3 separate regions of the Homo sapiens genome follow, and regions 1 and 3 are each linked to region 2. The links are chromatin contacts, found by Hi-C or POLR2A ChIA-PET in ENCODE. All regions are on one chromosome and are shown on one strand. The core of a region is the stretch at or near the end of the contact, and the rest is flanking DNA. Distances in the headings are between cores, read along the strand shown.

Region 1 (3,031 bases), core at 532-3,031, 520 kb after region 2:
AGTAGGCTCTTCCTCTGGGAAGCCTTCACTCTGAGATCCCTCAGAGCCCCATATGCCCCTCCATCATGGCCGCTGGCCACCAATGATGTAACTGCCCAGTGACATGTCTGTCTCTCCACTGGACTGTGGATACCCAATGGGCAAGGCTAAGTCTTACTGATGTGCTCCAGTACTCAGCAGAATGCCTGACACACAGTAGGTGCTCAATGAAGACGAATGAATGAGTGCCTGGCACAGAGCAGGTGCTCGGTAAAAATGAATATGTCCAATTAGCTCTGAAGTAATAGTTCCCACCTGGGACCCAGCTCCTCCCACCTCCCTGGGTGCCTGTCTCATCTCTTTCATCCTCAGCTGTCAGAGGGACTCTTCAACAATGCTGATATGGGCCAGCATGGTGGCTCGTGCCTATAATCCCAGCACTTCGGGAGGCTGAGGCAGGAGGATCACTTGAGCCCAGGAGTTCAAGGCCAGCCTAGGCAACATAGTCTGACCCCATTTCTAAAGGATTTTTTTTTTTAAATCAGCCAGGTGTGCTGTCGCACGCCTGTAATCCCAGCTACTTGAGAGGCTGAGGAGGGAGGGTGAGACTGCAGTGAGTCGAGATCGCACCACTGCATTCCAGCCTGGGCAACAGAGCAAGACCCTCTCTCAAAAATAATAGATAGGCATGGTGGCTTAGCCTGTAATCCCAGCACTTTGGAAGGGTGAGGTGGGAGGACTGCTTGAGCCCAGGAGTTCAAGACCAAACTGGGCAACAGGGCAAAACTGTCTCTACAAAAAAATACAAAAAATAAGCCATGCGTGGTGGTGGACGCCTGTAGTCCCAGCTGCTTGGGAGACTGAGGTGGGAGAATCACCTGAGCTCCGGAGGTCGAGGTGCACTCCAGCCTGGGCATAGGAGTGAGGCCCTGCCTCAAAAATAATAAATTTAGGCCGGGTGCGGTGGCTCACCCCTGTAATCCCAGCACTTTTAGGAGGCTGAGGCGGGCGGATCACCTGAGGTCAGGAGTTAGAGACCAGCCTGCACAACGTGACGAAAACCAGTCTCTACTAGAAATACAAAAAATCGACCGGGCGTGGTGGCGGGCGCCTGTAATCCCAGCTACACGGGAGGCTGAGGCAGGAGAATCGCTTGAATCTGGGAGGTGGAGGTTGCAGTGAGCTGAGATCACGCCACTGCACTCCAGCCTAGGCGACAAGAGCGAAACTCCGTCTCAAAAAAATAATAATAAATTTTAAAAGTTAAAATGCTGATATGATCCCCTCCTCCCCTGCTGAAGAGCCTGCTATGGCTCCCAATGCCTACGCTGGGCGGTCTGTGGTCCCTGCGTCGCTCAGCACCTGTGGGAAAGTGGGCCTGTTTGAAGTTAGAGGTCCACACCTGTGTCACTTCTCGCAACTTTACATACTGATTACTAATTCGAGTTTTTTGGTGTTTTTATCAATCCGATACTCAGTCTAGCGTCTATACAAGTGCACACGGTTCCCCCTGCCCTTCCTCGCTTTCCAGCCTCGGCTCTGCCTCCGCCTACCGCCTCGGTGAAGTCCACCTGGCCGGCCCCGGGCCTCACCGGTCCTTGGCGCGACCCAGTTCGTCTAGGGCGGCGCGCAGCTGCTGGTCGTGGAGGGCCAGGCGCTCGGCTTGGGCGTGCACCGTGCGCTCCGCCGCGTCCAGCCGCGCCTCCAGCTCCGCTGCGCGCCGGTGCACGGCTGCCAGGTGTGCGTTTGCCTCCCGGATCTGCAGGGCCGGCGGCGCCGACATGGCCCAGGCTGCTGTACAGGCCCGGCCACGCCCCCAGGCGGCCCGGAACTGGCACAGGCCCCGCCCCCGGGAGGGCCCCGCCCCACTAGACCTCGGCGCGATTGGTCGCTGACCCCGCTAGACCCCACCCCAGAGGGCTGGGTCGTGCTCTCCTCAAACCCAAACACTACCACCGGTTCCGGGATCATGAAACTCCGCCCCTGAGTTTGGGCTCACTCTAGGATTGGACAAGATCTTGACAGCCACGCCCCCAGGCTGGCCACATCCTTTGGCGGCTCGCGCAACTCAGGCTCTGGAAACAAGATTGGTCACACCTTCGATACTGTCCCCTCCCTACTTGGAAGCTAACACCAGGATTGGCCCGGACTCCGCGAAACAGCAAGCCTGACCACGCCCCCCGAACCTGTGGCCTGTCAGGGGTAGATCCAGGCACGGCCTCGCCCCTTCATCCCTTATACAGTCTCAGATTGGTCAAGTCCCTTTTAGGTTATGCCTCCAATTCTAGCCACGCCCCCAAGTCAAGCGCCTGTGTACTTCATCCGGCCTAGGGCGTGGGACAGCCGCGGGGTGAACAGAGGCCACGTCCCGCTGAGCTTCTCGTATTGTCATTGGTCACTTTCCCGATAATCCCCGCCCCTGATCCTGTCCACGGCCCAAAACAGTAGCACGCTGCTCAGACTCCAGCTTGGTGACTGACCACAGGGCATGACCACTCGCTATGCAGATTCTGACACTGGGTGTGGCCACATCCCCGCCATGCCCCGCCCCCCAGTCATTGTTTCGTCATGTCTTGCTCCTATCAACTGGAGTCCCGCCCGTCCCAGTCTGAGCCCGGCCCCTCCCCTAGTAGATAGTCCCCGCCTCTAGTAGTCCCTAACCTAGGACTCCCTGAGCTGGGACTAGCGAAATCTGTCTGCACTGATCGCAGTCGTCCTCAGTTTCACCCTCTAGGAATCGGCCTGGGGATGCACGTGCTACTCTCTTCCTCCAGGCCGGTCCCCGGCGCGTGCGCGCGATCCATGTCCATGTCCGCGCCTATCAATAAAGTTGCTCACTTGTTGCCGGCCCGCTAGCCCGAAAGGTTGCGCGCGCAGCCCGAGAAGTCTCGCGATAGCCAGCCGCGGCTGCCCTTGCGCTTCCCGAGCTGGCGGGGTCCGTGGTGCGGGATCGAGATTGCGGGCTATGGCGCCGAAGGTTTTTCGTCAGTACTGGGATATCCCCGATGGCACCGATTGCCACCGCAAAGCCTACAGCACCACCAGTATTGCC
Region 2 (2,700 bases), core at 173-2,672:
GATTCCTGAAGCTGGGGTTGGTGGTGGGTGGAGGGGGGCAGTGCTGGGTCAGAAAACTCCTGGGACTCCCTCCCCAGGGTGCAGCCTGAGACAAGAAACGTGGACTCCAGTCTGGCCCCTTGTGGGTCGTCCTGGCTCCAGGGCGAAATGGTGAACATGTCACACAACAAGGAATAAAGAGATGGTTTTTGCTGAACGTGTCTGGATACTTGGGCCTAGGAGTGGAACTGGGTGCATGAGATCCCTGGACCCAGTAGGGGAGCTGGGGACCTTGGGCCTCTGGGTCCTGAATGGGAATTTGTGTCCAGGAGAGGAAGTGAGGACCTAGGATAGGAGCTTGAGGCTTGGATCCCAGGGCCTTAGGCGAAGGGAGTGAGGGGTGTGAAGTGAGGGGTGTGATCGAGGCTGTGATCCCTCGATCCCGGTTGTTGGAACGGTTCTGGACTCGTGAGTGGGGCTGGTTCCTTGAGTCCTGCAAGAGAACTGGACGCTCTAGATGGGGGGTCGAGAGAGAAGAAGGCCCGGGGGATCCCGAGTTTCCTGCTTTCCGGCCTCCCCACCTCCGGAAGCGCTCGATCTCTAAGGCTTCAAGCGGGCCACGTGCCGGGCCTACCCAACCAGGCTGCCGGTGAGCTAACCCAGACATCAGGCCTGAGTTCGGGCAGCCGATTGCCACCGCCCACGTCGGCTGCCATTCACTACAGTTCCCGCTAATCCCCTCGCTGTCTGGTGGCCGACTCCGCCCCAATGCAGCGGCGCTTCCACTGGCTCCCACCAAAAGTGGGCGCTTTGATTTCCTTCATTCCCATTTGTCCAGACCAGTGTCAGTCACCGAACACCCACCCATGTCGCTCAGCCATTGGCTTAGAAGTCAGGGATAGAAAAGGATTCTGGTTAACAAGGGAAGCAATTAAAGTCCAAAGCCAACCTCATCACCCAGAACTCGTCAGGAATTGGATTAATTGGCTGCCCATCTTTACAAGCACCACCTCTCACGTGCATTCATTGGCTTGTGTCCACGACTATCAAACCTAACGCCCACCCAGCCGGTCCATAGGAGTCTTCCACTAGGCCCGGCCTTACAGTCCACGTGACTCTTCAGAACCGTCAATCTAATTCTGAAGCCGCCCCGCGAATCTGGCACTCGCGTTTCATTGGGCCTCCTGCCTTCTCAGATCTCCTTCATTTGCCCGCCCAGCACGGGCAGCTCGCAGCTATTGCCTCTGAGAGCTGTCAGTCACTCTGAGCCTCCCGCCCACTGCCCCTCATTGCACTCCGATTGGCCACCTCCTACAGAGCTCGCGATTGGTGTCCGGGGTGCGGCGGCTGCCTCCCATTGGCCCGCCGGAGTCGTCCGTCACGTCGGCGGCGGGAGGGGCGACTCTCTCCCCCCTCGTCGTCCTCCCAGCGGCTGGGTTCCCAGAGTGCTCCGCGGCCGTGTGGAGCGAGGCCTTGTTCCCGCGTTGAGCCGCCGCCGCCGCCGCCGCCTCCTCAGCTTCAGCCTCCGCGCCAGGCCCGGCCCCGCCGCGCCATGTCGGACTACAGCACGGGAGGACCCCCGCCCGGGCCGCCGCCGCCCGCCGGCGGGGGCGGGGGAGCCGGAGGCGCCGGGGGAGGCCCTCCGCCGGGCCCGCCAGGCGCGGGGGACCGGGGCGGCGGCGGTCCCGGCGGCGGCGGCCCGGGCGGGGGGTCGGCCGGGGGCCCCTCTCAGCCACCCGGCGGAGGCGGCCCGGGAATCCGCAAGGACGCTTTCGCCGACGCCGTGCAGCGGGCCCGCCAGGTGAGGAGGCCGAGGGCCTGAGGGGCGCGCTCGCGCGCGCGCGCAGGCGGGGGAGGGGGCGGGGGTCACGTGCGCGCGCGCGCGCAGGGTCGCGGAGGGGGGCCGGGGCCGTCGCGGGGTCACGTGGGCGGTAGGCGGGGGCCTGGCCCTCCCGCTGCGCCTCGAGTGGGATCCCAACGGGTGACCCCCCTGCAGGGAGTAGGGGCGCACTGGGGGTCACCAGGAGCGGCGCCTGGGTGTGCAGGCGCCCCGGAGCTCGGAGACGCACTTTTGGGACCCCCCCCTTAGCCCCCCGGCCTTAGGACATGCCTGGAGGCAGGGGTCCACCTTCCCGGGCGGAGGGCCTTTACTCTCCCCTCCATATCAGGGCAAAGGGCAGTGTTTGCCCCCAACCCAGTCCCATTTCTGTCCCCTCTCTAGGAGAAAGGGACATTGTGGGGGTGGGAGGGACAGTCCTTCCTCTTCAGTCGGGAAAGTGGATGGGGACCTGTCTAGGGCTGAGCACTTGGGCGAAATGGGGAAGACGAGCATGGGGACTGGCTCTTGGATGCTTTGGTGGCTTGAAAGCGTGGTCTGTCTCTTTGGGGGAAAGAAGGGAGGGTCTCCCACCCCCGTGTATTGAGGCGTAATGACAAGGAAGTGTCACATGCTGCTAGGACTGACCTCTCCAGCTCCATTTGCAGCCTCCCCATGGCCTGGAGGGGTGGGGGTCGGTAGAATGGGAGGACTTTGCCGCCGACCGGCTCCTGGGCTGTCCCAATGCCTCCGGGGCTAGAGACTGGCTCCTCCCAAGGTGGGAGGTCCCGTTAAGTGAACGCCTGTGTTCTGGCCCTCTGTCGTCTCTCTCACCCTTGGAGTTGGGTGGGTTCTAGCGTGCATTTGGTCTTATTGCCCATGGAACCGTCTGATTCTGGGACAGC
Region 3 (3,040 bases), core at 232-2,731, 700 kb after region 2:
GGCTGGGCATGGGTGGCTCATGCCTGTAATCCCAACACTTTGGGAGGCTGAGGCAGGAGGATCACTGGAGCCTAGGAGTTCAAGACCAGCCTGGGCAAAACAGTGAGACCCCATCTCTTTTTTTTTTTTTTTCCTTTGAGACAGAGTCTCCCTTTGTCACCCAGGCTGGAGTGCGATCTCAGCTCACTGCAACCTCCACCTCCTGAATTCAAGCGATTTTTCTGCCTCAGCCTCCCAAGTAGCTGGGATTACAGGCACCTGCCACCAAGCCTGGCTAATTTTTGTATTTTTAGTAGAGACGAGGTTTCATCATGTTGGCCAGGCTGGTCTGGAACTCTTGACCTCAAGTGAGTGATCTGCCCACCTCTACCTCTCAAAGTGTTGGGATTACAGGCGTGAGCCACTGCACCCAGCCAGTGAGACCCCATCTGTACAAAAAATAATAATAAATAAAATAAAATAAGGTTAAGGAATCATTATGAATCTTCCTGTAAACATCAAATGAGGCCATACACCCTAAGAATACAGCTCACAGGTCCCTACTGAATGTGACAGTTTAGTCCAGATGGGAGTTCCCTGAGGGCAGGAACGGAGTTTCAGCAACTGGTCCCCATGGCAGGTTGGAGTATGCACTAACCTAACATTTACTGAAATTTCAAAATGTGCTGGGTAAGGCTGGGCGCGGTGGCTCACGCCTGCAATCCCAGCACTTTGGGAGGCGGGGGTTGCAGTGAGCAGAGATCGCGCCACTGCACTCCACCCTGGGAAACAGAGCAAAAACTCCGGCTCCAAAAAGAAAAAGAAGTGGGAGGGCTAGGCCCGGCGTGGTGGCTCACGCCTGTAATCCCAGCACTTTGGGAGGCCGAGGCAGGCGGGTCACGAGGTCAGGAGATCGGGACCATCCTGGCTAATACGGTGAAACCCCCGTCTTTACTAAAAATACAAAAAAAAATTAGCCGGGCGTGGTGGCAGGCGCCTGTAGTCCCAGCTACTCAGGAGGCTGAGGCAGGAGAATGGCGTGAATCCGGGAGGCGGAGCTTGCAGTGAGCCGAGATCGCGCCACTGCACTGCAGCCTGGGCGACAGAGCGAGACTCCGTCTCAAAAAAAAAAAAAAAAAGAGGTAGGAGAGCTTAATATCGGGCTGGGAGGATGGGGTGGAGTAGGGTGAGCGAGGCGTCAAGTTCGATTCCTAAAAAGAGTAAAAGGGGAGCCTCAGTGAGGTTGGGGAGCAGGCCTCGGCTCCAAGATGAACCAGCACCCTCCCGACCCCCGGCAGCACCCCAGCCCCAGGAGTCCTGGCAGCCCCACCGACAGAGCTGAGCTGTGACCAGCGGTCGGAGCCACATGGTCACAGCCGCCACCAGCATCAACATCAGCATCGACTTGGGCTTCCGCCGCCACCACTGCCCCTCAACCGCCACGGGGAGTCGCTGCACAATCCGAGTACGTGCAGGCTGAAGCCCTGCGCATGCGCATCAATGAGTCCCGGGAGCGGGCCTCCGCGCACTGCAGCCCGGCGCTCCGCCTGAATCTTGAGCATGCGCAGACGAATCCCGGGAAGCCCGAATCCGCGCACCCCAAAGTGCGCTCAGAGCCTGAGTATGCGCACCCGGCCACCCGTGGCCAGTCTAGAGTCTGAGCATGCGCATGTTGTCCGCGCGCCTAAGCATGTGCACAGGCTGCTCATGAGTTCCTAAACGTTGCGTTTGCAACACTACCAGTGTTTTGTACGGGCGCTGGCGCCTGCTCACAGCCTTCCACGTGACCGGAAAAGGCCTTCAGCGCATAAAGTGGGAGACCGGAAGAGGCGGAGACGATCCGATGCTCGAACTCCGCCCCCTCTTCTCCGCGTAGGCCCAGCTCCCTGAAGCGGCTGTTTCGAGCCACGCGCCCATCGGGTACCGAGGCACGCGCCGGGCGTCACGTGCGTTTCGCGGCGAGCGGAAATGACGCGAGTTGTGTGAGCCGCCAGTATGGCCGGGCTATGGCGGCGAGCACTGGCTACGTGCGACTGTGGGGAGCGGCGCGGTGCTGGGTGCTGCGGCGGCCGATGCTGGCCGCCGCCGGGGGGCGGGTTCCCACTGCAGCAGGAGCGTGGTTGCTCCGAGGCCAGCGGACCTGCGACGCCTCTCCTCCTTGGGCACTGTGGGGCCGAGGCCCGGCAATTGGGGGCCAATGGCGGGGGTTTTGGGAAGCGAGCAGCCGCGGCGGAGGCGCATTCTCGGGGGGCGAGGACGCCTCCGAGGGCGGCGCGGAGGAAGGAGCCGGCGGCGCGGGGGGCAGCGCGGGCGCCGGGGAAGGCCCGGTCATAACGGCGCTCACGCCCATGACGATCCCCGATGTGTTTCCGCACCTGCCGCTCATCGCCATCACCCGCAACCCGGTGTTCCCGCGCTTTATCAAGATTATCGAGGTAATGGGAGTCCCCGCCTCGGCCTCAGGTTTCCCACCTGTGCAAGCAGCGGGCTGAACCGTGGGATCACTTGAGCGCCCTTGTGTTTCGCAACTTTTTCAGACATGAAGTTTCTCGAAGGGTGCAGTTCGAATCCTTGTCTGCTCACCACTAGCTTGGGAACCTTGAGCCAAAGTCCTCTCCCTTTCGGATTTCTTAGGATCCGTTAGATGAGAGGAGTTGAACCCGATGAGCCTAGGATTATCCACTTTAGAACGCCGGTCATAGAAATCCGGGGCCGGGAGGGACCTGAGTAGTGTTACGGCGCTGTTAGTTTTCTCCTTACTTGGCACGAGTTTTGTAATACCTCCTCGCCCCAGGCGCTCTGCCGTCTGGTTACGAGCCTCACTGGGATCAGAATTCATTCCTTTCTTAGACAAATACTTCTTGATTGCTTATTATTTGCCAGAGAGTGTTCTAGGTTCTGGGGATATGGCAGTGAACAAAACAGACAAAAATTTCTGCCTTTGAAGCTGGGCATGGTGGCGCGCGCTGTACTCCCAGCTACTCTGGCGGCTGAGGTGGAAGGATTGTTGGAAACCTGGAGTCCAGCCTGGTCAACATGGCGAGACCCTGTCTCTTAAAAA

The links. A loop is a pair of places that touch in the nucleus more often than their neighbours do. ChIA-PET counts read pairs that join two places held with the same protein, here RNA polymerase II (POLR2A). Pooled maps may share reads with other maps.
Region 1: a loop to region 2 is called in a map of CD14-positive monocyte, with 5 times the contacts of the local background. The contact joins the promoter of VMAC here to the promoter of KHSRP in region 2. A Hi-C loop is called at or near these places in 3 of 168 maps with a recorded cell type or tissue (CD14-positive monocyte, ascending aorta and naive thymus-derived CD4-positive, alpha-beta T cell), 6 of 37 single-sample maps with no recorded cell type and 20 of 50 pooled maps. POLR2A ChIA-PET finds 5 or more read pairs at or near these places in 5 of 52 experiments (CD4-positive, alpha-beta T cell, H1, PC-3 and 2 more).
Region 3: a pooled map shows a loop between it and region 2 (18-fold over the local background). The contact joins the promoter of CATSPERD here to the promoter of KHSRP in region 2. A Hi-C loop is called at or near these places in 2 of 37 single-sample maps with no recorded cell type and 9 of 50 pooled maps. POLR2A ChIA-PET finds 5 or more read pairs at or near these places in 2 of 52 experiments (activated CD8-positive, alpha-beta memory T cell and activated naive CD4-positive, alpha-beta T cell).

The regions. Positions count from the first base shown.
Region 1 is chr19:5,903,622-5,906,652 of GRCh38, reverse strand. It overlaps VMAC (vimentin type intermediate filament associated coiled-coil protein), which reads right to left and starts at 1,781. Exons shown (of 2, transcript NM_001017921.4): 1 at 1,572-1,781. The coding sequence starts at 1,762. It overlaps NDUFA11 (NADH:ubiquinone oxidoreductase subunit A11), which reads left to right and starts at 2,863. Exons shown (of 4, transcript NM_175614.5): 1 at 2,863-3,031. The coding sequence starts at 2,945. RefSeq lists a silencer at 1,598-1,947 and enhancers at 1,988-2,107, 2,681-2,975, 2,785-3,031.
Region 2 is chr19:6,423,533-6,426,232 of GRCh38, reverse strand. KHSRP (KH-type splicing regulatory protein) reads left to right here and starts at 1,422. Exons shown (of 19, transcript NM_001366299.1): 1 at 1,422-1,780. The coding sequence starts at 1,532. SLC25A41 (solute carrier family 25 member 41) reads left to right here. Exons shown (of 7, transcript NM_173637.4): 7 at 1-196. RefSeq lists an enhancer at 995-1,114.
Region 3 is chr19:5,719,078-5,722,117 of GRCh38, reverse strand. CATSPERD (catsper channel auxiliary subunit delta) reads right to left here and starts at 1,481. Exons shown (of 22, transcript NM_152784.4): 1 at 1,310-1,481. The coding sequence starts at 1,380. LONP1 (lon peptidase 1, mitochondrial) reads left to right here and starts at 1,972. Exons shown (of 18, transcript NM_004793.4): 1 at 1,972-2,414. The coding sequence starts at 1,986. RefSeq lists enhancers at 1,723-1,822, 1,775-2,291 and silencers at 2,103-2,152, 2,283-2,362.